7 separate regions of the Mus musculus genome follow, and all the other regions are linked to region 1. The links are chromatin loops, found by intact Hi-C in ENCODE. Cell type or tissue: left cerebral cortex. All regions are shown on one strand. Links, peaks and the distances in the headings refer to the core of each region. The heading gives the core; the rest is flanking DNA. Region 1 holds the start of 1700031P21Rik (RIKEN cDNA 1700031P21 gene). Region 2 has its middle 10 kb from the start of Gpr33. Region 3 holds the start of Akap6 (A kinase (PRKA) anchor protein 6). Region 4 has its middle 4.3 kb from the start of Dtd2. Region 5 has its middle 33 kb from the start of Gm40423. Region 6 has its middle 13 kb from the start of Arhgap5. Region 7 overlaps Akap6 (A kinase (PRKA) anchor protein 6).

The links. Hi-C counts contacts between places; a loop is a spot of excess contacts. Peaks named below come from ENCODE experiments on the same cell type or tissue, not always from the same donor. Only the 100,000 strongest peaks of a DNase experiment are listed, where the experiment ranks them.
Region 2: it touches region 1 in a loop (2.4-fold over the local background); 2 of 42 quality-filtered maps call a loop at or near these places.
Region 3: it touches region 1 in a loop (4-fold over the local background); 2 of 42 quality-filtered maps call a loop at or near these places.
Region 4: it touches region 1 in a loop (4-fold over the local background); 5 of 42 quality-filtered maps call a loop at or near these places.
Region 5: it touches region 1 in a loop (2.2-fold over the local background); 6 of 42 quality-filtered maps call a loop at or near these places.
Region 6: it touches region 1 in a loop (8-fold over the local background); 23 of 42 quality-filtered maps call a loop at or near these places.
Region 7: it touches region 1 in a loop (6-fold over the local background); 4 of 42 quality-filtered maps call a loop at or near these places.

Annotation. Positions count from the first base shown.
Region 1 is chr12:52,601,556-52,605,946 of GRCm38, forward strand. It overlaps 1700031P21Rik (RIKEN cDNA 1700031P21 gene), which reads right to left and starts at 767. Exons shown (of 3, transcript NR_045910.1): 1 at 625-767; 2 at 435-500. Gm35239 (a long non-coding RNA gene) reads left to right here and starts at 1,398. Exons shown (of 7, transcript XR_001780617.2): 1 at 1,398-3,509. It overlaps Gm23296 (a small nuclear RNA gene), which reads right to left and starts at 3,036; the gene lies at 2,930-3,036. It overlaps LOC115488100 (a small nuclear RNA gene), which reads left to right and starts at 2,233; the gene lies at 2,233-2,339. In left cerebral cortex, for the core only: a CTCF peak has its summit at 2,559; DNase peaks (open chromatin) are centred at 1,539, 1,994, 2,386, 3,005 and 2 more places; H3K4me3 peaks cover 2,870 bases; H3K27ac peaks cover 3,046 bases.
Region 2 is chr12:52,036,295-52,040,685 of GRCm38, forward strand. No RefSeq gene overlaps it. Among named protein-coding and RNA genes, the nearest start is that of Gpr33, 10 kb to the left of the region's middle. In left cerebral cortex, for the core only: a CTCF peak has its summit at 2,202 (motif pointing right); a DNase peak (open chromatin) is centred at 2,232.
Region 3 is chr12:52,697,452-52,701,842 of GRCm38, forward strand. It overlaps Akap6 (A kinase (PRKA) anchor protein 6), which reads left to right and starts at 1,932. Exons shown (of 14, transcript NM_198111.2): 1 at 1,932-1,991. In left cerebral cortex, for the core only: no CTCF peak of the experiment used is centred there; DNase peaks (open chromatin) are centred at 1,856, 2,681, 3,087, 3,362 and 2 more places; H3K4me3 peaks cover 2,924 bases; H3K27ac peaks cover 2,829 bases.
Region 4 is chr12:52,008,567-52,012,957 of GRCm38, forward strand. No RefSeq gene overlaps it. Among named protein-coding and RNA genes, the nearest start is that of Dtd2, 4.3 kb to the left of the region's middle. In left cerebral cortex, for the core only: a CTCF peak has its summit at 2,193 (motif pointing right); DNase peaks (open chromatin) are centred at 1,852 and 2,211; H3K4me3 peaks cover 773 bases.
Region 5 is chr12:52,392,158-52,396,548 of GRCm38, forward strand. No RefSeq gene overlaps it. Among named protein-coding and RNA genes, the nearest start is that of Gm40423, 33 kb to the left of the region's middle. In left cerebral cortex, for the core only: no CTCF peak of the experiment used is centred there; DNase peaks (open chromatin) are centred at 2,453, 2,978 and 3,559; H3K27ac peaks cover 423 bases.
Region 6 is chr12:52,501,327-52,505,717 of GRCm38, forward strand. It overlaps a transcript of Arhgap5 not described here. Among named protein-coding and RNA genes, the nearest start is that of Arhgap5, 13 kb to the right of the region's middle. In left cerebral cortex, for the core only: no CTCF peak of the experiment used is centred there; DNase peaks (open chromatin) are centred at 2,381, 3,418, 3,538 and 3,778; H3K4me3 peaks cover 2,508 bases; H3K27ac peaks cover 3,324 bases.
Region 7 is chr12:52,778,691-52,783,081 of GRCm38, forward strand. The region is part of intron 1 of Akap6 (A kinase (PRKA) anchor protein 6); the gene reads left to right. Among named protein-coding and RNA genes, the nearest start is that of Gm51971, 18 kb to the right of the region's middle. In left cerebral cortex, for the core only: no CTCF peak of the experiment used is centred there; DNase peaks (open chromatin) are centred at 1,785 and 2,528; H3K27ac peaks cover 632 bases.

The sequences.
Region 1 (4,391 bases), core at 109-4,108:
AAAAAGCATCTAATTGGAAATTTTAATTCAATAGACCTGTCATTTTCACTCCTGTTTTTCCTGGGGGAAGAACAGTGTTTTATTACTTTTCAAAAGTTGTTAGAAAACAACCAACTTTCTTTTTTTTTTTTTTTGAGACAGGGTTTCTTTGAATAGCCCTGGTTGTCTTGGAACCCACTCTGTAGACCAGTCTGGCCTCGAACTCAGAAATTCGCCTGCCTCTGCCTCCCGAATGCTGGTATTAAAGGTGTGCGCCACCACCGCCCGGCTCTGCGTGACTTCATAACCCTTCTTTTTCTGCATATCAGAAAACCGGTGCCAATTAAACAAGTTTTAAAATTATTTTCTCATGCCAAGTTGGAGGAAAGATGGGAGGACGAGGAGAAGGGAAAAAAAAAAAAAAGAAACTCTAGTTAAATTAAGTAGTAACTTGCCTTGTCCTTCGGTAGTTCGTTTGTTAATGAATTGAGACAGTTTGTATAGGTGTTGTACAGGACTATCTTCTGAAACAAACAAAATCTATCTTACCACATTCTGTAATGTCTACTGGCAAAAGATCATCTCAGCTGGGCTTGTTGACCCACACCTGCTCATAAAGGGGCAGGGAGGTCAGGCGACCCTTACCTGAGTATCCACCCTACCTACTGTAGTACGCAATTTTATCCATAACTAGAAGTGGCCTCGCTGAGGGGAGGGGTAGAGTCTGTAACCTAGGAAGACTAAGGGAGTGGGGTGGCTGGGTGGAGAAGTCTTCATCCCGACTGGGTAAAGGCTTTCTAGGCGTAACTTGGGGGGATGAACACCCTGGCTCTGTGAGCAACTCCTCCTTTACGTCATAGAAGGAAGCTCAACTCACCATTCCCTCCGCAGAGTGTCCTTTGGAGGACTCTTCTGTTTGCTGCTGGAACAAGGATAGGCCTTGTCTGTCTGCTCAAGAGAAGGAATTTTAGCTGACTAGCCTAGGCTGGGCTTGTATTCACTATGTAGGGAAATCTGCCCTTGAACTTCTAGTTCTTCTCTGTTTCCCACCCAAGTACTGGGATTACAGGCAGGTGCCACACCACAGCCGACTAATGGTGATAATTATAAGCACACAGGAAAACCTTTGCCCAGACTTCATTCTGAGAAATACTGAAACCACACCAAACTAGCAGTTTCTGACCTTTGTCCCTCATTTTACAGCCCACAAAGCTATGACTTGAACAGCTAAGACTTCGCTGTTATTTAAAATTACAACAAATATTTCCTCCAAGTAGGTATGTTTTACACATTTGTATCATAACAGGGCTAACATGTCATTTAATATACAGGAAAAGGAACGGAAGTACAAGAGTGACTCTGCTATTATTCTACTCCAAAGTGAGCAGTGTAAATCCTTAAATTTCCCTCTCAGGCCAAGTAGGTGGGCTTCCGCCCTTGCATCTGTGTTCCGGATGTTTGGTTACCAGGCAACGTCTAGCGCCTGCCAGACACCTGTGAAGGGGTGCGGCCCCTGGTCCCCGAGCCTCGGTCCTGGACCTAATCGGCGCCTGCGCAAAATGTGCACAGGCAGGCGTTACCTGCGACCGGCCACCCGCAGAGAGTGGACGGGCGTGGCCGCCCAGTCAAACTCGCGGGTCCAGGCCGGGCAGCGCCTGCTGGGAACAGACTGTACCCCAGGCTCTAGAGGACCTCCCCAAGCTTTTGCTGCGTTCCTAGAGTATGGTGCCCATAGTTCTGGGACCGAGTAGGCTATGCTGGGGAGGGGTCACCTGGCGGGTTGGGCATACTTCAACAGGCATTGGACTAGTGGAACATAGGTAACAAGTGTCCTGTTTTAGTGTGTGGGGGGAGTAGGTGATCGAGTCAGGGCCCTGGTCACTTAGCTGCCACACATTTCTCAAGCTCCCACACAGACGTAGGAGAACAGCGAGCCTCCCAGCGTGCCGGATAGCGGACTGCTTAGAGAACTCACTCCCCTCCCCAGGCCTCTAGAGGAAGGCTCTTACCCAACATGCACCAGGAGCTAATTTGCATAACCCCAAGGTAAACCACACGGACCCACGCCGCCAGCGTGATCCCCACTAAGCAGCAGGGGTTCATGAGCATAGCTACACAGTTTCACTGAAAAAACTTTTTCTTTGTTCCCGGGTTTACTGGGAGGCTAGGAGAAAAACGCGGGTCAAAGTCACCCTAACTTAAAAAGTCAGGAATTCTTCGTCCTTATATAGTCCACGGCTAGACACTACGATCGTGCTCGCTTCGGCAGCACATATACTAAAATTGGAACGATACAGAGAAGATTAGCATGGCCCCTGCGCAAGGATGACACGCAAATTCGTGAAGCGTTCCATATTTTGGCTCTGCTTACTATGAACAGGTCATTGGACCAAATTCCAAACAATAACTTTTGACTTCTCCCTCACAGCGTCTCCAAGTCAACCCAGCGCGTCATTCTTAAATCCTATCCTAGCTTTTTACTACTGTATCTGGCCCCTAGTGCTTGTTTTCATCAACTAAAATCTGCTGTTATTAAATTTGGGGAATGCATCATTGGCCAGTGTTTCTTCCAGGCTACATGCAGAGGGGCGCCTAGTGAGACAGATCCTAATGGCAGGCTGTTTTTTAGCTGTTACACACACTCGGGTCTACAAGCCGGAAGAGAATGAACTAGCGACGCTCCTGCTGTTTCCCTATTAGGGCTCATCAATTCATCAATGTAAATTAAAAAAAAAAAAGATTAATAAAGAAATTCATAAACTAAAAAGTCTTCTAAGAGAAAAATGTCATTATTCCCGGGGTGCTTGGGGTTTAGTATTACCTACCTGTTACCGCGAAACTCCATCTTATAAAGATATATACAAAGTTGCCAGCATTGTAAACTAGAATCTCAGTTTACACCCAATGTACTTTATTTAACACTACAGAGAGATAACAAAAATCGAGGTTGCAAAATATGGAACGCTTCACGAATTTGCGTGTCATCCTTGCGCAGGGGCCATGCTAATCTTCTCTGTATCGTTCCAATTTTAGTATATGTGCTGCCGAAGCGAGCACGATCTTAAGGCCTAACCGTGGACTATATAAGGACTCAGAAAATCAGATTCTTTAACTTAGGGTGATTTTAGTGCTTACGATCCTCGAACTCCTCCGTGCACCCTAAAACGAAGGAGAAATTTTTCAGCAGAACTGTGTGGCTAGACTCTTGAAATCCCCCTGCTGCTGAGGGAATTGCGCAGGCAGCGTGGGTCCGTGTGGTTTACCACGGGGGGGGGTATGCAAATTAGAGCCCGGTGCATGTCGGGTAATAGTCTTCCTCTGGAGGCCTAGGGAAGGTGGTGAGTTCGTGGCTCTCTCCCCGCGCGGCATGCCGGGACTGCGGGCGGTGAAGCCTCAACTTCTGTGAGCCGGCAGACTCCGTACCGCACAGCTCTAGACTAGTTGGTTTCACCACTTAAACGTTCTAGGGATAAGCACATTGGAAACAGAAAGTAGGGAACAAACAAAAGTCCCTAACTACCCTACCATTAGTAAGTCCTTTACTATATCTTACATTACAGCAAGTCCTTTCTATATCGCTTAATACTCAGCTCGCTCTCAAATTTACTTGATTTCAAAGATGCCATCTTAGAAATTGTCATAACATAAAGGGCTATACTTAATCTCACATCTTATTTAATGGCGGTATGCTTTGACTTCTATTTTCCAACGATCATTATTCGTTTCTCTTCAGGCTGTTAATTTCCTGAAGAAATAAGATACCTTGTTGTGGGTATGTCTTAGATGTGGTCCATTGTGTTGTTATGGATTTTATGTTGCTTAATTTGTTTATTCTCCCCGTTTCTTGAAAATGTGTAGTTTTGCAGAGGCTGAGAGTTTGACTTTAAAAAAAAAAAGCCGTATGCAATCATGATGGTAGGGCATGCACTTGATATTGTACCTCATCAGGAGCATGTGACGTTGACATGTGAATAATGAAATCTCATGGAGTCAGTATCCTGACACCTCCATTATCAAGCTTTTACAAATCTTCCACCCAATGGTTTTAGACAACACTGATAAACATTGTTCTGGTATGTTCGTATTTAACCCTTGGGTAGAGCACGCTGGCGCGGAAAGCACAGAGTTGGCCACCAGAGAAAGGGATGACAAATGAAGAAAGGGGTGTTGATTCTGAGTCTCTGGATCATTGGATTCCATAACCAGGTGTTTCCCAAAGTTGGAGCTAACAAATTACCTTCTTCGGGCAAGATTGGAGGTGTTTGTTCCCTCACTGGGCAATGGTTCTAGAGCCCTGCGGTGCTAGTTCTGAGCCCTGGTTTCTAGGGCTGTTGTCGCACAGAATTTTGTAAAATCCAGTGGACACACAGAAGCAGCCTCTCTTCCTCTCCTTCTGTTAGCATGAGATTTGT
Region 2 (4,391 bases), core at 194-4,193, 570 kb before region 1:
CAGGAGAGGGTTTCATCATCACTGGGTGGAGCTGGAGCATAGGACAGCAAAGCCTACCTACACAATGATGCACTTACTCCAACAGGGACACACCTCCTAATAGTGTCACTTTCCAAGGACCAAGCAAACACATTCAAACCACCACAGAAAGGAGAATGAGAATGAGATCTGTAAAAGTTGATATAGATAATAAGGGAGGTCTTTCCATGCCAACACAAAGCCTAGGCCAGAGAGCTATGGACTTGATGAACTCTTTGTGAGAGGAAAAGGTGTGACTGACAGATGGGGAGCAGAAGAAGTATAGGAAGCAGAATGTTCAGTAGCAACAAGTTCATAGTCACTGCAATGCTTGGGATGAAGGCAGTGCCTTGAGCCATCTGGGACAGACGGGCCGGGTCAGAAGAGTCAGGAGGAGCTGGCTCAGTTTTGGTGAAAGACAAGGGATTACTGTGAATGCCCCTTCCTCCACATTACCCACTTGTCAAGGCTGACTAGTGCGCTTGGTTTTCCTGGGTCTGATGGTTCTTAAATATCTGAATTTCAGTTTTAAAACTTAGAAGGCTCCAGGGAAACAAATAATGTTGTCACCCTACAGAAAGAATCTGAAGAACACAGGTCTTCAGTACTTCAGTGGTCCCTAAGCAAACTTCAACCTACAATAAGTAAACATGCCTATGTGATTTGCCATGACCTCCTTAATAAAGGAGCTACCTTAACTTGCTTTATTTCTTAATGAAGTGCATAAATTATTATCTTAATGATCGGAGATTATTAGAGTGATCACATTACAAATTGTCTGGGAGAGCTCATGTTGTGAGTAGTGTCCTCTTTGTTCTCAGAAGGGGCCTAATTAATTTGGATGAGAAGTTGGAAGACCACTGTCCTGGTGTGTGTGTGTTGACTTGACACAAGCTAGAATTATCTGAGAAAATGAACGATTGAGAAAACCCTTCTATAAGATTGCATCTATGGTATTTTCTTGATTAATGATTTATGTGGGTGGGTCCAGTTCTCAGCAGGTTGTGGGGGTGTGCCATCTCTGGGTCCATGGAACCTGATGATATAAGAAAGCAGGCTGAGCAAGTTATCGAGAACAAGCCGGTAAGAGCGTATGGTTTCTGCTTCGGTTCCTGTCTCCAGGTTCCTTGGCTGTGACTTGGGAGTTGTAAGATGAAAGAAACCTTTTCCTTCCCAAATTGTTTTGGTCATGGTGTTTTATCATTGCAATAGACAGTAAACTAGGACACTCACTTGTCTTTAACAAGATGGCCTTTCTACTTCTTAAACAAAAGTACTGTTTTTTGATCTTGGCAAAGCATGACAAGTTTCCTTATTCCCTGAGTTTCATGGTGTGCTCTTTTGAGATGAGCCTCTAGTTACCATGTTTAACAAAAATTAAAACCATCTTCTGTTCAGAAGTACTTGGTCACCATTCCACATATGCAGCCAGAATTTTTCATATACACAGAACTCCCTCTGTAGCTTTTCATATTTGACCATCTCACTATTTGATGAACTATCACAGAGTTTTAAATGTTGCTTCTAAAAATTTAAACAATTTTTCATAACTCTGAGTAAGCAATAAAATCAGAAGTTGAAAGGGGAATATAATATAAGAGCCAAGAGTCAACACTGATTAATTTAAGTGGAAGGTGGAGGGAGAATTAAGAATTACTTAATTAAGGAAAAGTTTTCATTTTCTTTTTGACAGAGTCTCATGTAGGCATTAAAGCAACGTTACCCTTTTTACATGTATGTATCTTACTTTATGTGTATGAATGCTTTGCCTTCAATGTGAGTATGTATACCACATGTTTTCTTAGTGCCCTTGGAGGTCAAAAGAAGACATCAGATCTCATGGAACTAAAGTTATGGATGGTTGCGAGTGGCTGCGGGAATGAAACCTGGGCTCTCTGCAAGAGTAGAACCTGCTGAGTGATCTCTCCAGCCCCTAAAGCAGTGCATTTCTGAGCAAGGAATTAATGATGTAGCATATACTTAAACAATTACTAATATAACAACAGACAGGATTCATCGAGAGAGTATATATGGCATCTAAAGAAATTTTCCCAAATAAATCACTTTCCATACTGTTAGACGTAACTTCAGCTGTGGTTCACATTTCACAATGAAATTGAATGTTTCTCCTCACATGCCACGCACATTACTACCACTGTACACACTTTTCCCATTTTAATGAAAGTCACTGACCACTAGAGGGAGAAACAAGAAAAGCTTTGCAAAAATTTCATACATACAACAGGTGATTTAAATGCAAGCAATGGAATGTGCAGACTGTGGAGTATAGATTCAAGGCTGGCCATTAGCCTTGAACACAATACTGATAGGAGAGGGCTTGCATCTGTGAAATCCTGCGGAAATAACTTAATAGAGTGGTGCATGGCTGATTGGCTTGGTTATATTTTGGTTTAGTCTGTGCCTTTGACTAAGGAACAAGTACAAAAACTTAACCTGTGGAATTGGGTGAGTGAAGAGAGAATTAAATGCTGCAGATTTCAGAGGTGGGGACAGTGGCAGGTAGTTTAATATGAATACCATCAAAACAATTTCCCCGCACTTCACAGTAAGTGTATTTGATGATTAATACTTTTTTTCAATTTGTTTATTAGATATTTTATTCATTTACATTTCAAATGCTATCCCGAAAGTCCCCTATACTCCCTCCCGACCCCCGCTTCCCTACCTATTCACTCCCACTTCTTGGCCCTGGCTTTCCCCTGTACTGGGGCATATAAAGTTTGCAAGACCAAGGGGCCTCTCTTCCCAATGATGGCGGGCTAGGCCATCTCCTGCTACATATGCAGCTAGAGACACGAGCTCTGGGGGTACTGGCTAGTTCATATTGTTGTTCTACCTATAGGGTTGCAGACCCCTTCAGCTCCTTGGGTACTTTCTTTAGCTCCTCCATTGGGGGCCCTGTGTTCCATCCAATAGATGACTGTGAGCATCCACTTCTGTATTTGCCAGTCACTTGCCTAGCCTCACAAGAGACAGCTATATCAGGGTTCTTTCAGCAAAATCATGCTGGCATATGCCATAGTGTCTGCGTTTGGCAGCTAATCATGGGATGGATCCCCGGGTGGGGCAGTCTCTGGATGGTCCATCCTTTTGTCTCAGCTCCAAACTTTGTTTCTGTAACTCCTTCCATGGGTATTTTGTTCCCTATTCGAAGGAGGAATGAAGTATCCATAGGTTGGTCTTCCTTCTTCTTGATTTTCTTGTGTTTTGCAAATTGTATCTTGGGTATTCTAAGTTTCTGGGCTAATATCCACTTGATGATTAATACTTAATATCATAAATATATCAATGTTAAAAATAGTTAGATGGAATCAACTATTTGCAAGTTTCTTTAATCTTAAATAATTCATATGAATAATCCATATCAATATATGAATTTATGAAGACATAATTACTTGAAATCTTGTTTTGTTTGTTTGTTTACTTGTTTATGTCTTTAGAGACAGAGTTTCTCTATGTAACATTTCTGACTGCTCTGGAACTTGCTTTGTAGACCAGGCTGGCATTGAACTCACAGAGATCTGATCACCTGGGATTGAAAGCATGTGCCACTACTCCAAGGCCTAACTTACTTATGTTTTTATCTTCTTTTAGTTAGAAAATGTCTTTGGAACTTTTTCAAAACAGGTTTATTGTGGTTTACAATTCAAGGGTTTGACCATCACTACAGGGGAGTCATAGTGGTGGGAGCAGGAAGCATTTGGTCACAATGCACCCATAGTCAGGAAGCAGAGAGCAATATTGATCCCTGGCTCCTGCTTTTCTTTTTCTCTCAGTTCAGGACTCCACTTGACAGAATGATGCCATCCACATTCAGGGCAACTCTTCCTCTCTCCACAAGTTCAATCTACAAGCTCCCTCAACGTCCTGCCCAGAGGTCTGTTTCCATGGCAACTTTCCATCCCATGGAGTTGACAATCAAGATTAACCATCACAACAACACAGTTAACCACCCCTTGTCAATTTGACACTCAGACCATCACTCTGAATGATAACATCCAACTGCTGCCTCCTAAAGTCTTGTTTTCAAAAATACATGCAGAACATCTCTGGGACTCTCAAAGTCTTCAGCCACCCAACATTCAAAAGTTCCCTGAATTACTTTTTATTCTTTAGTTGTAAGGGAAACATAAAATATACTTCTCAACAGAAAAATGTTGAAAATCTACTTACTGCCAGGAACTCAGGATATTCTAGGTGGACTGGACATGAGTGTTTTCTTGAGAAGGAGTTGGCTGGGTTAGCAAGATGGCTCAGATGGTAAAGCTTCAGGTTGAAAGCCTGGCGTCCCGAGTTTAAACCCTGGAACTCACATAAAGGTGAACGGAGAGAACGGATTCCACCAATGTGTC
Region 3 (4,391 bases), core at 285-4,284, 96 kb after region 1:
TGTCTGTCCTGTTGGCCTGCCCTCTTCTCTTTATGGAACCTTCTCTGCAAAGGCTAATCTTGTTCTAGCTCTATGGCTTTCACCCTATTTATTTCTGGAGGCCTAAGAGTTTTTCAGGGAGGCCAGCAGTACTCTATAGCAGGCAGGGTTAATAATTATGCCAAGAAGGGTCCAACAGTCTTGACTCTGGGCCTCTTCACCCCTGCCCCAGTGAAGGAAGCCCAGCTTTGCTCTGTAACATAAAGGAAAAAAAAATTTAAATATTATTAGCAAACCATGATTATTATCTAAGTCTATCCTCCCTCAGACGAAACCCCTGAGCCCCAGAGAGGCTACTAACCCTGAATACACAGAAGGAGCTCTCGGAGGAAATACCATCACTGGTAGATTTCCTGAGCCCCAGGTCGGTGCTCTGGGCTTTGCAGTGGTTCCATGCTGACCTCTCAATGTGTGAGTACCATGTGGTCTAAGATAAGGGAGTCAAGCTCTGTTGTGCTGCTGAGTGTATACACAGGTTTTACTCTTGTTCTTCCCTTCCTTGTTCCTTATTAGGAAAAGCAAGAGCAATCATGACTTCACATCCAAGGCAGGGCTGCTCTGTGGAAGGCTGGATAGTGGCACCTCTTCTGATTTTATCAGTTTTTCTTTACAGGAGGCTGCCTGAGTTCCTTCAGAGCCTCCCCTCCAACCCCACCACCCCCTGTGCTGCTGATTAAGAGAAGTATGGGACAATTAAGAGATGATTGGACAATATAATTGTCTCATTCTGTATTAGGTTTCGGAATTTTGTGCTTTCTCAGAGCTGTAGAGACAGAATGGATGTAGGTCAGCTTGGCTGTGCCTTTCTCTGTCAGTGGCCTGCAAGCCTTAGATGAGTGAGATGGGTAGCTGGTCCACGGTTAGCTCTCCTCAGGGTCACAACATGATGCTTGTTTATGCTTCACACTGGAAAGAAAGGACTGATTTCTTTGGATTTCCTTTCCTTTCACTAACTGGAGAAATCCTCCTGGAGTCTTGTTTTAATGTGCCTGTCAGAGGTCCAGTGGGGGAGGGGAGAGAGTAATAGCCTCCTTGGTAGGCAGTCTTACAGCCTCAAAAAGAACAAAACAAACCCCAAGGGTTGTGAGTGGCAGTCACAAGAAACTTCTACAGGTCTTCCACTTGTTCCAGATTTTAACCCCAGAAGATACTTGCCTTTTGGCCATGTGTAGGAAGAGTTCTCTGTCAGATAGGGGAAGGGTCTCTAGGATCCAACCTCTTTTCACTGCTCCTGAAGGTTAAGTGGTAGCGAGTTCTCCAGCAGCAGGCTCTGTGGGGTGGTGTCTACCCGAGAACACCCTCAGGGCAGACCTAGCTGGCGGAGGCTTTGCCCATGTTCTGACGATTATTAGTCTGTGCACTTTAGAATTAGACTCACTTGGTCAGCTGTTTATTACATTTTAAATTGTTTCAAAATCCATGCTTTGTTCTTTTTCTCTTTGTCAGATGAACTAAACCTCTTTTTAATAACTTTTAAAGAGGTATCGTTACTAGCCAGGGAGAAGAGCGATCAAATTGCCTGATAGGGAACCATGAATACGAGTTTGTATTTTCTGAGTACTGAATCGACATTCCACTTGCACCTTTATTCTCTCAATGTAGAGCAGCAAACGAAGAGGTAATTTTTATTTTGTTTTCTAAAATTATTCTAAGAAATCCCCTTTTAAACTTACAGATTTTAGTCCAATGAGGAGCCCTGTTTCTTTGGACTGCATTTTGCATATTGTCTGCTTCTTACAGGGCTTTTGTATTGTCTCAGGCTCCACTGGAAATGCAGCAAGGATTCCTAGCACATCCCAGTTGCCATAGCAACAGCAGCCTTTCCCATAATGAGCTGCATCATCTGAACTGATGTCACAGCATCATGCAGCAGGTCAAACAAGGCATCTCCTAGTATTGCATCCTACAGATGTGCTGTAAACATCAAAAGGCGACGTTGGGAGCAGGAGATGGTGAGTGTTAAACGTTTGGGCCTTAATTGCGACGCTGTTTTGTTGGTTAGTCTGTGGCGTCTACTAAGGCAGGGATGGGGGGATGTTGTCTGCTTAAAATGGACTGGAGAAAGAAGGGTTGTTTTGCCTAATTCTGTTTTCAGGCTGCTGTGTTAAGACAAAGGCCTGTGAGAGTCGCATAAAAATCAAAATGCAAAGATTTCTTGCTCCGTCTCCGCCTGTTATTTTTAGTATTCTCATGAATTAAAAAAAAAAAGCACAGAAAATTTTCTATTGCAAAAGCCTAAATAAGCTCTGAAATGTGTAGTTCATTGTATTTTAACATTGTAAAGATATGTTTCTTTTTTTATGAGGCAGGGCTAATTGGTCCCATTTGCTTCTGTGATTTATGAAATATTTAGTGACTTGCAGAACGGAATTCAGTATTTACCTCCATTGGGTTTCAGATTCTTCATGGCAAGGAATGAGTGCTGAATAAGCATTTGACATAACCTTATGTGTATGTGAAAGGGGATTCTCTTGCATGTTCAAGAAATAATTTGTTAAAAACATTAAGACTGAAACCAGATGAAATTATCTATGCCTTTTGATTTGTGTGGAATCTCTTCAATTCATGTCCTCCATAGTTAAGAGGCTGAAGCTGGAGTTGCTTCCAGGCTGGTTTGTAACTGAGAGAGGAGCAAGTCTCCCCTCTGCGGCAGTTACAGTCAAGGATAACCCGGGAGAGAGACTCTGGAAAGGCCAGTGGCGCTGCCGCCCGCCCGCCCGCGGGCTCATGCTTAACTCTAGCCCCAACCCAGTGTGATGGATAAATGTCAGGGGCCTTGATGCTTGTTAGGAATGCAAATCTCTGGACCCGGAACCTCAACTCAATTCCAAAGCTCCAGATAAACATACGATGTTTACGTTTAATCCAGGGCTTGCTTTTAAGAATCGTTACTATTTTATTTGCTAAAAACCAGTCTAACAGGTCAGTATGGAACAGGGTATCATTGCCTTTTGTTTTGGGAAATGAAATGAATTTCCTTGGTGCAACTGATTGCTACTGGGGGAGAGAAAGCACATGCCCGTTCAGTTGTTCAATCTGCCGGCTTACAGTCAGGGAGTGGTCCTGTGTTTCAGTGCAGTCGAGCTGATAGTTTTTATTTATACAGTCTTACTGGAAAGAATAGCACCCCCTGAGTTGCTTGTAATTAGTTAAGATTGCTGGAGCCTAAACAGTTTAGATGGAGCCTAAAACAGATATTTCAGAGGAAGCCGGAAAAGCAACATCTCCAGCCAGCTTGCGTTGATTTTTCTCTCCTATGGAGTTGGGCACAGCGGTCCCATTAGGCACAGGCACTAGGCGGAGTGGTACAGCTCGGGGTTTAATTAGTTTGTTTACCCCACACCACACACATGCTACTCCCAGTCTTTTAAGCTTATATTGCTCGCGTGCAGCTATATGGGATGGAAGAGGTCAATTCGGCCTGGCCTTCCCACGAGCAATTAGTAGTATGGATGCTCACTGCCTGCTTTTTGTGTGTGTGACGCATAGTATGAACAGAGAGCTCTGCTGGGACCGTTGGGTGTGAACGCAGCCAAGTCAGAAGCTCTCAGGTAAAAGGGAGGAGAAAGGCCTTAATGGGGGAAGGGAAAGTAGTTAGAACCCCTTGAAGTACTGCTCCCGAGAAGCGACATGAAAAGACTTGTTCAGTGACACAAATTGCTAGGAGTGAAACAGAAGGCAGCGGTTTAGTGGGTTTTCTCCTGGTTTAATTCTCCCCCCTTTTGTCTAACAGTGCTCTCCGCTGCTTCCTCCTGGGTGAAACGTATGGTTACTGGAAGTCACGGAGGCCAGATTCCTTAAGGGCAGTGTTAGAAAAGTGAAGTCATGCTTTGAGGGTGGAGAAGGGCACTGGCGGGTGTGGACTGCCACGCTAGCGGAACATCCGCCCAGCGCAGGCAAACCTGTCATCCTCCCAACCCCCACAACATGCAGCCACAGTTCCTCAACTTTATGCTTTTGTGCTTTTTTTGCTCCAGGAGAACAAAGCCCTGATAGCAAGAGCTGTCACCCAGGGTTCTGTTTCTTGGAGGACCACAGCCTGTGCTGCACTCTGCACTCTGATTAGCTGTGCCTTAATTACTAGCTAAGGCTATTTCAGTTGCGGTAGTTTTAATATATCCCCAAGGGTGTGTGGTGTGTGTGTGTGTGTGTGTGTGTGTGTGTGTGTGTGTGTGTATGGGGGAGGGAGAGAGTTTGTTCTGTGGCTGGATTTATTGGTGCCTCAGTGAAAATTTTCTAGAATTTCAAGTATTTTGCTGTACATAATGACTGGAATATTATCAAAACTGTGTTGCCCATGTGGCCAAGTTTAGACTGTGTAAGTCTCACAAACTGTTAACCTATACTTTTGG
Region 4 (4,391 bases), core at 154-4,153, 590 kb before region 1:
TTCTTCGATTATTATAGTTACATTAAGCATGTAAAAATATACGAATATAACCTGTTGAGTGTGTTTTTGCTGTTTGTGTGTATATGGTCTCAGAGCTGATCTCTTTGTATTGGGTGACATTCATAGGAGAGGTTAATTTTCTTTTTGTACAGTCATTAGCTGCCTGCAGTTCTTTGTCTAGGGGTAGACTCTATTGAGATGTCCTATTGCCTTTGTTCAGGCTTCTTTTATGCAACAGCTTCTATGAGAGATTGTTTTGTAAGCAGACATCCTGGTATTCTAACTCTTCCAATTTTTCTGCTTCCTCTTCTGAGATGTTCCTTGAGTGATAGATGCAAGAGCATCTATGATATAAATGTGAAGTGATGTAGATGGGGCCGGGCTTCCCACAATCCTTTGATCTCCAAATTGTGTCCAGTTGTGGTTCTCTGTGACAATTCTCATTGGCTGTTAAGAGACTCTTCCATGATGAGTGGTGATAGTTACATTTACCCATGGATATAAGGATACAATTTAGAATGGGATTAGAAATTATGTTGCGCTAGCACAGTTATGCTATGTAGTAGATTCTCTTCTAAGACCCCTGACCTCACTACCCCTGGGGAATTTGGCTAGGTTCTAGTAACAGGCATGGTTTACCTCTTGTCCAGTGGGCTTTGCATCCAATTAGACAGCTGTTAGTTACAACTGACTTGGGAGTGCCGTTTACTGTGTCTTTGTGGCTCTCTTGCCTTGCTGGTCCTTGTTGTGGTTCATAGGTGTCATTGCTGGGTGGGGCTGAAAATTGCTTCCCTCCTTTGGCAGCTTGTGTAGCGTTGTCTGGTAGCATGGAAGCTAGCCACAGGAAGGAGGCTTTTAGATCAGATCCAGCTCGAATGGTCTGAGTCCTGTGTGTTAAATGTAAAGTGTCTTCAGCAAGAGACTTTCCTTCAGCCTTTGAGAGGTATCCAGGGCCATAATAGTTTATGTTGTTTTGGAATTCCTTGGAATGCTGTGATTTTATGATTTTACATTTACCTAAAATTATACACAATAAGCATAACTGTTTTTATACATATACACATACATCATATACATATACATGAATCTATATTTAATTTCTATCTCTATATCTTAAAAGAAGTCATGCTACTTGGACTGACAGTGCTCCTCACAAGAACCACAGACTCACCAACCCCTCAGTCCCAGGCAGGAGAAACCTCCTTTTGAATGGAGGAGAGCATTTCTTTAGAAAATATCCTTGGTAGGAATATTCTTATCTCAGAGTGTGCTCGCTCACCAGTAACTGAATTTGGTACTTACACAGTCCTGCAACATTTCCTGATGTTCCCAATGACATCGAATCCTGTGGTCCATTTTCCTTAAGAACTTATTAGAATGTAAATAAAAGTAAACAGGGCTTGGTTTTCTTTCCCACGAAATCTATTCCGTGAAAGTGCATAGGATTAGCATTTCTTTCTCACAGACGCGGAGGGTTTAGTGGGCAAATAATAGTGGTACCCTGATTGCATTACTCAGGTCATTGATTTGGGCTCAGTTGGCACAATATATTCATGTCTGTTGTTTTAGATGACATCACTGACGGTGCCGCTGTCCATACAAAGTAGAGAAAAAGAAACTCATGCATAATCAGCAGCCTTTGTATACAAACTGAAGCGGTTTGCTGGCTAGTTATCTTGCAGCCTCCCTAACACTTTCAGTAAAAAGAAAATGAAACATCTCACTTTATCTCTGGTGGCTGCGTTACAGGGGCTCCCACATTGGTTGTCTTTTGTGTAGTATTCATAAGTTGAAGTTTTCATGCCTGCACCTGTATGTCACTGTAACTATTGAGTCTGAACGCTGCCACTCAGATTCCAGTTTTACAAATCGAAAGGAACATTGTATAGAGACCCAAGCTGTGATCCGGAGTTACTGAAGACTTTGGTGTTTATTCGTATGTGAGTGCCGGAGATGGGAGGAGCTGTTGCCAGTAGGATGCATAGTTCTCCGGGGTCTCTGTGCAACAAGGAGCAACGGGAAGCCATTTCTGTGCTTAGATAGTGTTTGGTTGTTAATGGTTAGTGTCTCAAAAAAAAAAAATCACCAGTTACTTTTAACTTTGCCATTGGGTGAGAATCTCTTAGGCTGAGAATGTGAGTTAAAAAAAAAAAAATAAAAAATCTGGCCACTTATTCTTCTCTTCTGCCTGCAGAGGGCAGTAAGGAGTAGACATTAAAGAAAGCACTTTCTGTGTTTTGTAAAAACTGTTCCCACAAAGAATTCATGGAAGTAGGACATGCAGGCGATAGGATAGCAAAATTTGAATAAGGCAATAAAGAGCAAAGAAAATTAAATTGCATTAGAAGGTTACACTAGAGTACGTTTACTAGTTAAGATGGTAGTTTTTGACTGGAATTTTGATATAGTTCATAGGGACACCTTGCTTTTTGAGACATGGTCTCATAGTCTAGGCTGACCTCAACTCACTATGTATCAGAGGATAACCCTGAACTCTTGATAGTATTCCTGATCCTCCTGCCTCCACCTCCTGAGTGTTGGGACCACAGGTGTGCTTGACCACGCCTGCCTTGTGTGGTGCTGGGGACTGAACCCAGGGCCCGTGCAAGCTGGACAACTGACCAACTACCAACCAACTCCATCCCAGTCCTTCATCTTAATTTCCAAAAGTCAAGCAGTCATGGGCATCCCATTTAATGTCCAGGTGAAGCAGGTCGGACAATTTACTTCAGAGCTAGAGGGAAAACAAAGCATCAGTCAGCTTTAGAGGAAGACTGTCAATCAATGGCTGGAGGCCTGCTTTGCCTTGTGAACATGTAAGAAGTTACTTTTGGATGTCTGAGAGATGGGTCAGTGGTTCAGAGCACTTGCTACTCTTGGGGAGGACCCAGGTTTGTTTATGAACCCCCACATGGTGTCTTACAACCACCTGTAACTCCAATTCCAGGGAATCTAATGCCCGCTTTTGGCCTTCTTACGCACAGTACACATTTAGTGTATGCATGTACACACACACACACACACACACACACACACACACACACAATTTTTAAAAATAAGTATTATTTTAAAGGAAGGAAGAAATTACTTTTTGGACAAGAATGATTTTCAAACAGCTACAATATTAAAAGGGGCCGTATGGATAATGTCAATTGTGTGTGAATTCTATATCCCCTGTGATGGTATAATAATTGATGGAGACTTGTTTTCAGTTGCTTAATTCATTCGGTTTGGTCATCCCACATTTAAGCATTCAAAAGTAGTTCACAAAGATGAGAGGCCCGGGAACATCTTCTAAAAGATCTTGTGCAGTTGATACCCAGCTTCCTGATCCTGAAGAAGGAAAGATGTGGACAGGAAACAGAATCTGCTTCCTAGTGCTCAGAGTAACTGGAGGTTTCCCAATGATTTCTCTCCAAAGTGAGCCTCTCCCTGCAGCTCTACCGACAGCTGTGCTAAGAAGAAGTGCAGCTGGAAGAGGTGCCCACGTTTTACAGAAAGCAGACGGACGCTGCCTTTCCACTTCAAAGCCTAGAGAAGTTTTCTTTATCAGTGCTTAGGAAGATGAATTGGTGATGAGAAATTGGTTCATGTGAACTAAAACACATAGAGCACTGGAGTAGGATCAGAATTCTAATTTAGCTGTGAATAATAAGATGTACTGCCGTGACAGGGAGTGGAAAATCTCACATAGGGCACGACTGGCACATCTCACCCTCCAAGCGCAGGATACGGGAGCATAGACTGCCTCTATTAGCTTACTGTAGGAAGTACTCAAAAGCCCTGTGTGATGACAGACGTTAGCGTGGTGCTCGGTGGATGAAGAATCAGAGCAAAGGACGGAGGAAAAAAAACCCTGTATTTCTGCAGTGAACACTTAAATATGACCCTAAGTACTAACAATGAAAAACAAGAAATCCACTCAACCATGTCCTTACAGAAAATGTGATATCAAAAAAAAAAAAAAAAGAAAAGAAAAAAGAAAGAAAAAAAAAAGAAAATGTGATATCAGATTGTTTAGGGAAATTTCTTAAATTGTCTCTTGATTAAAAAAAAAGTCTCAATCCAACTCCCAAATAAAAACAAGTCCTCAGAGATAAGGCAGGTCTAGTATACTCTCTAGATATTTGCACTCTGCTAAAGATTCGTCTGTGACCTTGGCTTACTTCACAGTGTCCTAAGGAATTCTCTCACCTGGGTGTTTGAGAAGTACTGCATAGCAGGATAACTCCAGGGATAGGCTCTGTCAAGAGATGTAGAGTATTCTATATTATTGATCAGAGATGCTATTATTTAGAGATCAAAAGAGCAAACAGCGAGGCTACTTTTTCTTCTTTCCTTGTTCTTTTAAAAAAAAATATGTGCCAGTATTTTGCCTGCCTGTGCACCTT
Region 5 (4,391 bases), core at 105-4,104, 210 kb before region 1:
GCTTAGCGGTCACTAAGAGGAGCACTGTCTGTTCTTCCAGAGGTCCACATGGGTGGCTCACAACCGCCTATAGTATGATCGGATGCCTTCTTCTGGCATGCAGGTGTACACACAGAGTGAGCTCTCTTATACATAAAATACATAAATCTTTGTTTTGTTTTTGTTTTTTTTAAAGATCTTTCTGCTGTTCTGATTCTCTTGTCTTCCCTAGGGCTGTCTTCCTCTGGACTTTCTGCTTAGTCCCCCAAGCGGCTGCTTCTCCAGTACACGAGCCACCTGCTTACTTTGGTAAAAGCGTTAGGTTCCAGGTAGGCAGCAGTTACAGTTTGGATTGAGATATCCTTCAAGCTCCGATCTCCAAGGCCTGCCTCCTAGACGATGGATTGGTCCACTGATTGGTTCATAGCTGCATGGGCTATTAGGGATTAGACCTAGTTGAAGGGAATAGGTCACTGTGAGTACAGGACACTTTCAAGGTTATTTCTTGTCTCTGAGACCGCTCTGCCCTCTCTGCTTCCTTGCCACTGTGAGATGAGGAAAGGAGGGTGGGTGTGGTCTCTAAGGCAACCTTGTTTGTGTCCTTTGGCATGAGGTTCTCTGCCTTGTTGTAGGGCACTGTCCTTTCCTCTTCCTCATGCCTGAGCCAGTGCACTAAGACGTCCTGACTCAGAAAACGCCCCTACAAGCAGTGAAGCCGTGGACACTGGTTTGTCAGTGGTGAAACACTAACACCCTGGGTCAAGGCTCACTGAACTCCTGCTGCCTTGAGCATGTTGAGTCCCTTTTGGACTGAGTTCAAGACCAGGCACTTTAAAAAGGGAGGGAGAACCTCACTGGAGGGGGTATAGAAAAATTTGTTGCTGTTGTTGTTGCTATTGTTGTCATTATTCTTGTTTTTTGAGACAGGGTTTCTCTGTGTAGCAGTCCTGGTTGTGCCGGAACTCGCTCTGTACACCAGACTGGCCTCAGACTCACAGATCTGCTTGCTTCAAGCCTCCCCAAGTGCTGAAATTAAAGTCATGTGCCACTACACCCAACTTTATTCTTATTATTTTATGTGCTAGCTTTTGGCAGCCATCTCTACGGCCTCGCAGTCCTGCCTTCACAGTGCTTCCCAAAGGCTTTATTTATTTATTTATTTACTTATTTATTTATTTATCTATCATTGGCTGGTGTACGTGTGTGTGTGTGTCTATGTATGTATGTATGTATGTATGCATGCATGCATGCATATGTATGTGCAAGTGCCTGCAGAGGCCAGATGAGGACATTAGAGTCTTTGGAGCTGGAGTTAAAGACTTTTGTGAGCCTCCCAGCGTGGATGCTAGGATCTGAACTCAGGTTCTGCTAATTGAGCCGAAAGTTCTTTTAACCATTAAGAGGTCTCTCTAATCCCCAATGACTGTTCTTCATGGTCTTAGCAATCTTCACCTTCATACAAAAGTCTTCTCTTTCCAAACACTGCTCTGGGAGGGCGACTGTACTGGTGATGCTTGTGCCAGCCCTGCCTGCTCAGCTCCTGATCTGGAGAACCTGGAGCCTCACTGCTGTGGTTTATCTCTCTGGTGTCATCCTCAGACAGGCGGCCTGCTTTCATGAGCCCTTTGGGGCCATTTGCTCAGCTTTTGCTATTGCTGTTGCAACGGCGTTTTGTGTCTGACCTCCTGGCAAGCTGTAGTTCATTGCTAAGGAAGCTGCCAGAGGCTAAGCCCAGCTGAGGGTCCCAAGCTCATGAAGAAGGAAAAGAGGTTGGGAGTGGGCTCTGAGGCAACCTTGGTCTTTCTGAGTCAGAAAGGGAAAGCAACCAGCTTAGCTGGCATTTTTGGAGCGTTCCCCGATGGCAGTGATGGTTATCAGTGTCATGGTTCAGTCCTCTTCAGCTCACCTAAACCCCACTGCCCAACAGACTTGACCTCCCAGCAAAATGTTGTAGCTCTCTTCAAGATACACGCCATCTGAAGTAAGTCTCAAGACAGCCCTGAGTGTGCGACACAGATTCATGCCTCCATTTACAGGTCAGCGCCCTGGGGTATCAGTGGGCCTACCCCCACTTTCTGAGTGTTTTCCTTATTCTCTTGCCCAAGCCGGAGGCAGCAGTGTGTACACTATGCCAGTGCCCCATATACTGACTCTTCTGATGCTTAATCAAACAGCATTAATCAAATAGTGTTGGAAGAATGTTATGAACACTGAACGCTTTCATTTATCAAGTCCCTTTATTACATGGCAAGAAAATACTTCTAGCTCTTAGAGGCAAAGTGCCATAAAAATTAGACACATGGCAGTTCCTACCCACTTCTCTTCAGGGCCGTTCTGGTTACAATGATGTCACTGTTAGGCATTCAGGCATTCAAGGATGTAGCAGCCTTTCTACCGGCAGCTTAGGCAAGTCAGCGCCGTTCAGTGAGATTAGCGTCTTGAACAAAGAGAGCCCGTGTTCTGATCCCAGCTGGCTCACTGTACATCAGTGGTGCAGTCATGTAGCCTATCTGGCTTTGAATTCCTCTACCCATGAAGAAACTGAAACCCCATGTTCTCAGGAGTCACGCTGAAGACCGGTGTAAACACTTCAGGTTCACACCAAAGGCCAAAGAAAGGGCAATCCTTACAGTTGAGTCACATGTTCAGAGAACCACAGGGCTAGATTTTGAAAAATCCTGTGAGCATCATAGAATATATTCACACAAACTAAGACAGCTGCAATGTCCCTAGATGACAGAGTCTCCGGGACTGCCATCTTGTGTGCTGTCTGCTGCTTTTTGAGACGTTATACAGCGTGTGACTGTAATTTTCTGTTTTCCCCTTCTTGGGAGCCAAGGGAAGAAAGATCTCTCCCTAACTCTGCTTTGCCAGAATCCAGACAGGAACTCTTCTTTCTGAAGTCTATCCTCCCCACTGTCACAGGGGCAGACGATACTAGTACTATCAGATTGTATCCACCCGTGTTTCTGCATGGGCAGCGCATCCTTAGGAACAGGCAGCTTGTCTCTGAGGCAGGTTTCCTGGGTAGATGCAATTATTCACCCAGCTGGGAAGAAATGAATACTATTTATGTCCTCCTCAGCTAACTGCCTATTCCTCCACACTCAGATTTGAAAATAACTGGCTTGGTTGGCTCACCTGACTTCTAGGCTCTGGCTGTCTCGGTCCTTGAATCTCTTGATAAGCCGGACCTTTGCCTGTCTGGGCCTCAGATCCAGTCGCAGCAGGAGTCCTTGAATTAGAATAAAGTCACTCTGCATGCAGACAACAGGCTGTGCATCTCAGGAGTCCAGTAGGCTCCTCTCAAGTGCCCTTCCCCACCCCCCACCCCCACCCCCCAAGATGACCTCAAGGGGTTTCAAGGTCCTGTCTGTCCTGGGCTGACAAGTTACTGTGTATGTTTCCTCACCAACCACCCAGGAACAGTCCTGTGAAAAAGTGCTGGTGACGAGTCTACACTTAAGCCTACATTTGGTGGGAAACAGCCAGACATGATTGGCAGCGTCTTTCCTAGGTGTGGAAGGGAGGGCTCACATGTATTCCAGGTATTTGTTGTTAAGGGCCTGGCTCTATGGTCTTAGATCCAGTCTTCTATGGTTTTAAACATCTTTATTCAGCTCACAGATTCTCCTCATGGATGCATCGCACAGCACTGTGTCTTCCTTGATAAGAATAGCATGCTTAAAAGCACACATTTGCACTTTATTTTAACTGCCCTTCTTAATACAGTGATTTTTGGAGGAAGGATTTTTTTTTAATGCTACAGAGTTCTTTGGGGGAAAAAAACGTTAGAAATAGATACTTGAAATTTTTCACCCAATAAATGAGGCTTTACTGGTAATTACTATATGCCAAGCTTATAAAAATGAAACGACACAGACTCTCCTTGCAGAAGCCCATGCTCTGGGCTGGAAAAGTCACATGCTAACAAGTACTATAGCTGTATCATGAAGTGTTCCCTCCAAGGGAAGCTGCTATGGTATTCTTGGAAATACAAATGTTTTCTTCACTCGTTTTCCTTTTCTGAAGAGGCTGAGCTGCTGCAGGAAGATCTACACCCGCCCAGTTGTGTTCCATCAGGGATTCTCAATTCAGAGTGCCACAGATCCTCTGTGCCTGTAAAAATGCTTCCAAGCAGCAAGCAGCCCCTGAACTGGCTGCTGTTCCCAAGCGAGGTGGCGGCAGCTCTCAGCCTCCTGCGGTCCATGCTGCTGCTTCCCTGTGCTCCTCGTGTTAAGTGCTTAGCTGTCTACTTAGCTCATGAACAATCTGTTCCCTAGCCCTGAGGCCTCGGGCTCCAGCCCCTTCACCTACTCATATTGGGAACTTCATCTGAAATCAGCACCGCTGCCCGTTCTTAGCACTGCCAGTCCACTCAGGCCAGTCCTGACCCTGAGTCATCTGGCATG
Region 6 (4,391 bases), core at 92-4,091, 100 kb before region 1:
AATGCCTGACTGGAGTGTTATTCGTCCTCCCTCCTCCTCCCCCCCCCTTTTTTTTTTTCAAAGAAAACGAAGAACAAAGCTCTGGGTGATTTTAATTATCCAGTACAGCAGATGAAGCATTTACATTTTTTATTCCAGATAATAAGAGTAATAGATGTGAGAAGGCTGGGTAATATTTATTCCAGCTCCCACATAGTACCACCAATGAGCTTAAAGAACAATTTCCTCATTTTTTTTTTCTTAAAATATTCTCTTTTGGGCGGGGAGGGTGAATGTTTCAGTTTTTCCCCCAGAAAGCGCTGCGCCCGTTCAGGTTTAAGAATGGCACTCTCTACTCACTGCTTAGTGCGTCTTATCTACAAGCATAGAGACATTATCAGTCACAGAATGCTGGCTTCTAATCCCCATTTTAAGATTTCTATGGCTACAGAATGCCATGCTTTATTTTTAAAAAAGAAATAAGTAACAAAGACAAAGAGCAGTGGCGACTTATATGTTCTAGTGAGTAGATTACTATTAAAAGTAAGCAACGTTTTACGTTTCCAAAACTTCTAAGTCAAGATAGATGATGCAGGACTAAAAGGAATGCCAGGTATGAAAATTGTTGCTTGTAAACCGTGGTAAAATTGGGGGAGGGTCCTTTATTAAGAGCAATGATATTTCAAGTCGTTTCTGCACCTGGTGTCAGATCCTGTAGTTGAAAATTATGCCTAATGCTAATATTTCTTTTATGAGCCTTGATTTATTTGACTTCTCATATGTTACTAAATACCCATGGTTAAAGATTTTCTGGTTGTTTAGAAAATAATTCCAGAATCATCTTAGCATGAGTACCATATAGTACTTAACATTCTATTCAATTCAGGTTAAGGTTTTTAATTGGCTCCAGGCATTGTTTAAGGGTTTTTAGTACAAAGATTTAAAAAAAAAATACACAAAACCACATTCTGTTCAAGCCTAAGTAGGGGATTCGAGCTTCCTCTTCTTAATTTTCTTCTCTCTTCCCTTCTGACTGACTTCTCTGTGTCACTTTCATTGCAATGGTCCTCAGCTTCCCCTATTGTCTTAGTTTGTAAGTATCCTCAGAGCACAGCCTCTGGTGCAGCAATGGATGGAATCAAGGATTTTAGTTATGACTTCTTAAAATTAAGGAGCGAATAACAGAGGAATTAGAAATGTCTTTTCTGCTTCTAAACTATTTTAAGTTTACCTTTGAGGAATAATGAACCGTGGAGGGACACAGGGAAGGAACAAATGAACAGATCTTCTGCTGGAATATTGTGACAGATTTACTGACAAATATTTTCTAACCAATTTGTACCAACAGGCAGTTTTTGTTTTCTTTCCTGACAGAGTGTAAATTTACTTCTGGATGGCAGCAGCTACGCCATTATAACACTAAAAAGCAACCTTGGCTAACTTCGGTACCTTATGTAGCCTATGAATAATTTGAATTTTAAAGCATTTTTATATATTTACTGATGATAAACTATTTTCAGCACAGGAAATGAATCTTGCTCCAAAGAGAAATACTCCCCCCAAGTCACTTTACATGAACCAATGAATTGGAGCAGATTTACTTATTTTTTTTCCTTCTAACATCTCCATTTAAAATTAGGGTGACCTTGGGAAAGTCACAAATAGTTCCTTCAGAGCTTAAAGGCCTTGATTTTCCTTCGTTCAAATTCTCTCTGCCTTTTCACGTCAATGCACAGATGAATAATAATACATAGAAAGCTCAACCAACGTACTCCCAAACGCGTAATTTCTAAGTCTCAAAAAAAGACCGAATGTATTCTAAGGCAGTATCATGAAAGTCGGGAAACAGAGTTGGAAGTTGAGCTTATGGTGAGCCCTTGGGGCTACCCTAAACCATCTAAATCTTGGCGTGTGGCTCAACTTCCCTAAGAATAGCCAGGATCAAGGGCCTGCGTCTGTGTCGTGCCCACGGGGAAAGGACTCCTCTTGCTCACGACTAGCTCAGGCTTCTGTCTGAGTGGCTCCAGGTGCCGGAGAGCGACGCAGCTCAGGCACATTCTTTCCTTTGCATTCTTCAGTGCCCAGAGACCTAAGACTCCAAGGGATTTATGGAGGAACGATCGGCGCCCAAGCCATGCCTTGCAACGGCTAACACAACATTGAGTTCCTTTGCAGGACTCCGAGTTACGGCCAAATACCGAAGGAAGGCAAGGGAGAGGGGCAGGGAAGGCTCGGCGACCATGCTCGGCGTGAGGCGCCTGAAGCGTGGAGGATGGGACGGAGGAGGAGCGGAACGCGGAGAAAGGGGAGAGCGGAGGAAAACCACTCACGCCAATGGGTAACAGGGAAAAGGTGAGAAGGAAGGGAGTAGGAGCGGGAGCCAATGGGTGGGAGAGGCGGAGAAAGGGGGAGGGGCAGAAGCCAATGGGGAGCGGGCCTGGAGCGGGGACGCGGCCCCGCGCGCTCGCGCGCCCCCTCCCTCCGGCGCGGCAACTCGCGCCTCCTCGGCTCCCGGGAGACGAGGGCAGGGGCGGGGCCGAACCGGGATCGCGGCTCGGGAGGCGTCTGGAGGTGAGCGCCGCGGGGCGGGGGAATTCTGGGGCGGGCGGCGCGGGCACGCACGCACGCGCGCCCCCGTGCTGCCCGCGCCACCCCCGGCCGGGTGTGTGTGGCTTCGCTCGCTCGCTCGGCCGCGCGCGCGCGTGCGTGCGTTCCGGCGGTGCGCGCCGGGAGAGATGCTGAGGTAAAGTTCGGGAGAGAGAGAGGGAGAGATCCGTCAGCGCGAGGAGCCCGAGTGGCCGCCATTACTGAGCCCAGCGCGACGGCGGGCGCGGGGGAAGGGGGGAGGGTCGGGGCTGCCGCTGCCGGCGAGCGGGCGGGTGACCGGGCAGCGCGAGCCGCGGGGCTCGGGCTTTCGGGGCGTGTGTGTCGGCGAGGGCGCGGGGAGCGCGCCGGCCGCGAGAGGCGAGCCGAGAGTGGAGGAGGCGGCGGCGGCGGGAGCGCTCCCCAGGAATGTCGCTGCCGCCGCCACCGCCGCGGCCGCTGCCGTTGAGGAGGCGACGGAGGAGACCGGCGTTGTTAGGTAGGACCTCGGAGAGCCCGCTGCGCGGGGCCTGCCTCTCCCCTCCCGCCGGGGACCCTCGGTCGCCGCCGCCGCCGCCGGTTGTAACCAGTTGAAGGGGCTGGGGCCGGGCGCCTGGGTCCTCACAGGCCGGGCCGCGGGGATACGGTCGGCTGAAGGGCAGAGAGGCCGGAGAGGGGGCCGCTTTCTCCACAGGTGACCGGGCCGGGGGCGGCGGAGGCCTGCTGATCGCCGAGCTCGTGCCGGCCCCGCCAGGCGTCCTCTCCCCGCGCCGCCACCTTCACTTGTCCGGGGCTTGGAGGGTTGCGCGGGGAAGGAAGGTGGCGGGGTCGGCCGGCTGGGCTGCTGCTGCTGCTGCTAACGAGTTCCACCTGGAAGGGGGAGCGCGGTGGGCGCGGATCCGCAGACACAGGACCGCGGCTTGCAAACTTAACCGCCTTTCCGGGGGATCGGCCCTTTCACTTTTTTCTTATCTCCTCGGCTCCTCCCTAGGTTCGCCACCACGTTCCCAGCTGCTAAAGCTTCGGGGTAAGGGAGTGAGAAGTTGCACTGCGCAACCCAAACACGGGACTCCGTCCTGTCGTTTGACTGCTCCCAGGGTTGGGGCTTGGATCCCGAGTTTCTGTTGGAATAACCTCTAAAAATTTCCCTCGGTTCCCAAGCAAAGAAAAGTATCGGGGTGGGGGTGGGGAGCAGCTCGGGAGCGCGCGTGCACTTCTCCACACATAAATACACTCCCTCACACCCTCCCTCTCCAGCGTTATTGGGAATGCAAGTGAGGTGCAAGCTCTGGAGAAGCTGAGGCTGCAGGGTGCTAGAAAGTAAGGACAAACTATTAGAACGACTAATAAAATTCCGAGAAAGTTGGAGGGGAGAAGTTCATACTTTTACCATAAGACGGGAATCCAGTTTGGGCCAGTGCTTAGTAAATAACAAGGAAACATACACTAAATCAAAACCAAGATAGTGAGATGAGAGGACTTCCTCAGCCATCTAACCTTATATGTCATCAGCTTATTTTTTCTTTGGGAAGGTAGAAACTAAGGACATTTTTAAAAATGTTCAAGTAACGAAACATTTTTTTTTCTCTGTTTACTAGTGTTTGTGCATGTTGCCTTCCGCAGGTGTGTGAGGTGGGCATTGCCCATTTTACTTAAATCCAAAACCAATTTCCAGTTTGAACAGGATGTTAGGGATTGTTTAACAGCTTTGAGGAGACCCCTCACTTCATGGAAGAGTTCTCTCAATCTCCATCTAAGACAGTTCTTCCGGCAACCATTACATCCAGATGTGACTATTCCGGAAAAATACTTTGGTTTAAATATAGACT
Region 7 (4,391 bases), core at 221-4,220, 180 kb after region 1:
TCAGGAGGAGGTTTTACTCTCCTGGTTGACAGAGCTCCCCTTATGAAATTTTGCAGCAGAATTCATTGACCTGCTTGTTTGCATTTTGATAGAGAAAAAAGACTCACTTGAGCTAACCTTATCCCATAGTAGACATTTATTATCATACATGTATATATTAATATATGTTATTTCTACTGTTAAGAGAATATTTTGAGGTAATGCAAAATATAAAGAAATATTTAAAGCACTTACATTTTATAGCCAAGTTGAGAAAGAGTATGGCCCACTGAAACTTCTGAGTGGTTTCTATGTCTGTCCAGTTTTGTCCTAGGGGAGGGAAATGGTTGGTGACAGTGGATGACTTTGATTCGCTCTTTATTGCTGTGACAAAACACCATGACCAAAACAAACTTGGAGAGGAAAGGGTTAATCCAGGATGAGAGTTTAGATATGTGTCTCCAGTACTTTAGGGACTTAGATATTCTTGGTACTCAGAAAGAATTAGTATCTAAGAAGTGTGTATGGTCAAGTCTTCATGGTTACATATTCTTTGGGAGATCTAATGCCTTACAGACAGTGACTCACAGCAGCTCTGAGATAATGCCATCCTAAAGTATTTCTGTGGCAGCACACATTCTCCAGGGTTTGGGCAGATGTTGAAATGATGCCGATATTCAGGTAGTACTGAGAAATTTTCTTGGTTGTTATCTAAGCTTCTTTTCCCGTTTGTGACAAAATACTCTGACAAAAAACAACTCAAAGGAGAAAGGGTTGATTCCTGCCCACGGTTCTGTGGTACAGTCAGAGAAGTCAAGACAGCAGGAGCTTGAAGCAACTGTTCACAATAAGTCAACAATAAGGTACAGAGGACAGTGAATACTAGTCTCACCATGTTTATCTATGGTCCATTACACAGTTCAGGATCCCAGCCTAGGGAATGGTGCAGCCCACAGTTAAGATGCTGTTTCCTACCTCAATTAACGTAATCAAGAAAATCCCTTACAGGCAGGACCAGACCTGTCTCCCGGGTGATTCTAGATTCTGTCTAGTTGACAATTAACACTAACAATCACAATATTGATTATGTGTTTTTAGGTTGTGTCCTGAATTGTGCTTGAAATCAATTCATGTATCAATATGAGATCCAATATTCATTTAGCTGAAATTTTAGATCTATAGAATTCGAACTTTCATGATTTTTGACACTCCCTTGATTTTATTATTAGACCTCACTTATTAACAATTCTGTTAAGAGACACGTGACATGAATTTATCATAAAGATCACCTTTATTTAGATATATTTATATGTCGGGAATTTCATGCATGTGCAAAAATATATTTTTCTTCTTTATAAGCATTTTTGGTAAGAATAATTTTAAAATTAATCACTCGGTGGAATTAAAAACATTCATATCGTTGTGTAGCCATCCCCACAAACATCTTACTCCCTGTCTGTAAACTTTACCAAGAAGTAACTCCTTATTCACCTTCCCTCACCCCCTGACTACCCACACTTTACTGCCCGTCTTTGTGGTTTTGGCTGTCTAAGTGAAATCATAGAGTATGTGTCCTTTTGTGATAGGCTTGTTTCACTTAGCATACTGTCTCCGAGGTTCATTCATCTTGTGTCAGAATGCCTTTCCCATTTAAGCCTGAATAATACCCTATTGTGTGTATTTACTACATTTTGTTTATCCATTCATCGGCTGATGGATGAGCCCTGGTTGCTTCCATGTTGTGGCTGTTGTGAACACTGCTGCTATTGAACACGAGTACACGATTTTCTCTCTCTGAGGATGTTTTCGTTCCTTTTTGGCTCTGTATCCAAAAAGGGAATTTTTTTTTCTTGGATCTTTTCTGGCTGCTGATTCTATTTTTAATTTCTTCCAGAACTGCCACATTGTTTCCTACAGGGCTGGGTTGCTTCATACTTATGTTAACATAAAGGTTCTGATATTTCTACACCCTCATGCTTTCGCTTGCTTGTTTGTTTGTTGGGGAGGTAGTCTCTTCTAGCTTTGGTGAGCGTTTCCCTAATGGTTGCTGATGTTTGATAATGCTTTGTGGATTTATTAGCCATTTTATACCTTCTTTGGAGAAATATATATTTTAGTTCTTTGCTCATTTTTAAAATTGGGTTGTTTTTGTTTTTGTGTCCTTAAGTTTTCTGTATGTTCTATTTGTTGATCCTTTTTCATATACATTATTTATTGGTATTTCTCTTGCTGTTTTTTGTGTTGATACTGGGTGGGTTTTTTGTTTGTTTGTTTGTTTGTTTGTTTACAAATGTTTTAAGTTTTTGTGAAGCCCAGTTTGTCTATTTTTTTCTTTATAAGTCCTTGAAGAATAAAACCCAGTGCTATTTGACTCAAGTGACTGCTTTATAATCTGAGTTTGGGACAATGTTCTTCCTGCACGCCAGGTTTCTGTTGTAATGGAAACCTTGCTGCATTTAGATATGGATACATCTCGGCACATTTTGACGAAGTTTGTTAAGTGCGAGGCATTTCCTCCTTTAAAGCATCCTTTGGGAAACCTGACTGAGAAGTGCTGAGGCTGCTCTTTTCAGGTGAGAAGACACTGAGCTTAGGAGCTGCAGCTGTTGGGAGTGTGTGTGTGGGCGGGGCGGGGGGGGGGGCATAAAGGGTGAGCTCATGCTGATTCACTTTTTGCCAGAATACTTTGGTCAATGCAAATTTAACGGAGCCAACCATCCCCTTCTCCCCTTAAACTGTCAGCTAGCATATCCCTCTGATTCTTATAGATAGGGCTAATTGTTTTCTTTAGAAATTTCATATCATAAACATGAGCTATGTCAGTTGCTCTTCATTACCTCCCAGAGGATGAAAACAAACTCCTATTTCTGAAGACACTAAACACTTTGGACACAGGATTCTGAGGATCCAAACTTGATCTACCCTGAAAATCTCCTTCCCCTCTGGTCTATCTTTCATGGTACCAGAACCACCACAGAAACCTCTAAGGGAGGGAAGCAACCCTCGAAGGGACCCTGCCCATCAACGACAACTATGAACCACAAGAACCAGAGTGGCACAGTATTCCAAAGGGTATAATAGTGGTGCTCATGTCTTGGTAGTAACCTTCAGCTATTTACCTGAATGTAAGATCTGATCAACAAGAGGAAAACCACGCCTGGTCCTGGAAACCTAGTCAACTACCTCAGGCTAGTAAAATAATGAACCTTGGAGAAGAACCTACAACTGTCACTTGACTCAACCAGCATTATCCACATCTACATTTTAAATATTTATCCTTATACACAGAGATAAGTAATATGTTTCACCTTAAAGAAAGAACAGATGGAGACCATTAGAGGAAACTACAACTGATACAAATGCAGACAATAAGTGATTGTATGGAGCCCATCTCCAACCAATAGATCTACAACACAACTCCGGTATCTAAGTTTCAGGGATCATAGCAGACAAGGAAACAGAAAGACTGTAGGAGCTAGGAAATCAGGAAGGTTGCTGCGAGACTGCATCTCCCAGAAATGTCACAGAGGCTGCACTCTTGAAGTCTCATCAACGCAGCTGTCTAAACAAGACTTAAACAAGTATGATATCAATACACATGTTAAGAAGGAAAGGGGAGGGCTCATGGGGCCCCAGCTCTAGACAAAAACCTACAGGTGACTAAGGAATTCTGAGGTCAGGAGAAATCGTCTTCCCCAGGGAAGACTCTCCAATTGGTTATCTAATTACTAAGTGGTCAGTCCTGAAATCATATATGTACAAGTAATATTCTGTGGACTGTTTAGATCGCATTTATATTTTGAGATACACACACATACACACATCCCACAACTACAATTAAAGAGAAAGAGGTAGTCAATTTGAGAATGAGCAAGGCAGAATACATAGGAAGAATAGGAGAGAAGAAAGGGAAGGGGAAATGATGTAATTGTATTCTAATTTTAAAAAATCACATCAATTTTCACATTGAAGGAGGGAAACTGTAGCCTTCCAGCTACTGGTGTTCTATTATATGTTAAAAGAATGAAATAGAACCCTTACCACATAGAATCAGGTTATTATAGATCACCCCCAAATTATTTTTTAAAAAATTGAAGCAGCTGACTGTTACAAATATTCCATATCACTCATTTAACTGGCAGGCAAAATAGCATTTCTTGCTGAAGAAACTCAAAGGACCTCCAGGAGGCATGTCAGCTCCTGAATCATTCAGAACTGTTAGCAACGTCAGGATCACGGCAAAGTGTGCGATAAACAGAAGCCACAGCGAGCAGACTGTATCTGAGATTCTTTTGTAGCTGCTGTAAATGACTAAGTGGGAACAAAAGTAGCTGTGTCATGTGATGGATCTGACTGCGATGTGGTGCATGAGTCAAAAGGAGACAGACATAGGTTACTGAGAAGGCCCCGCT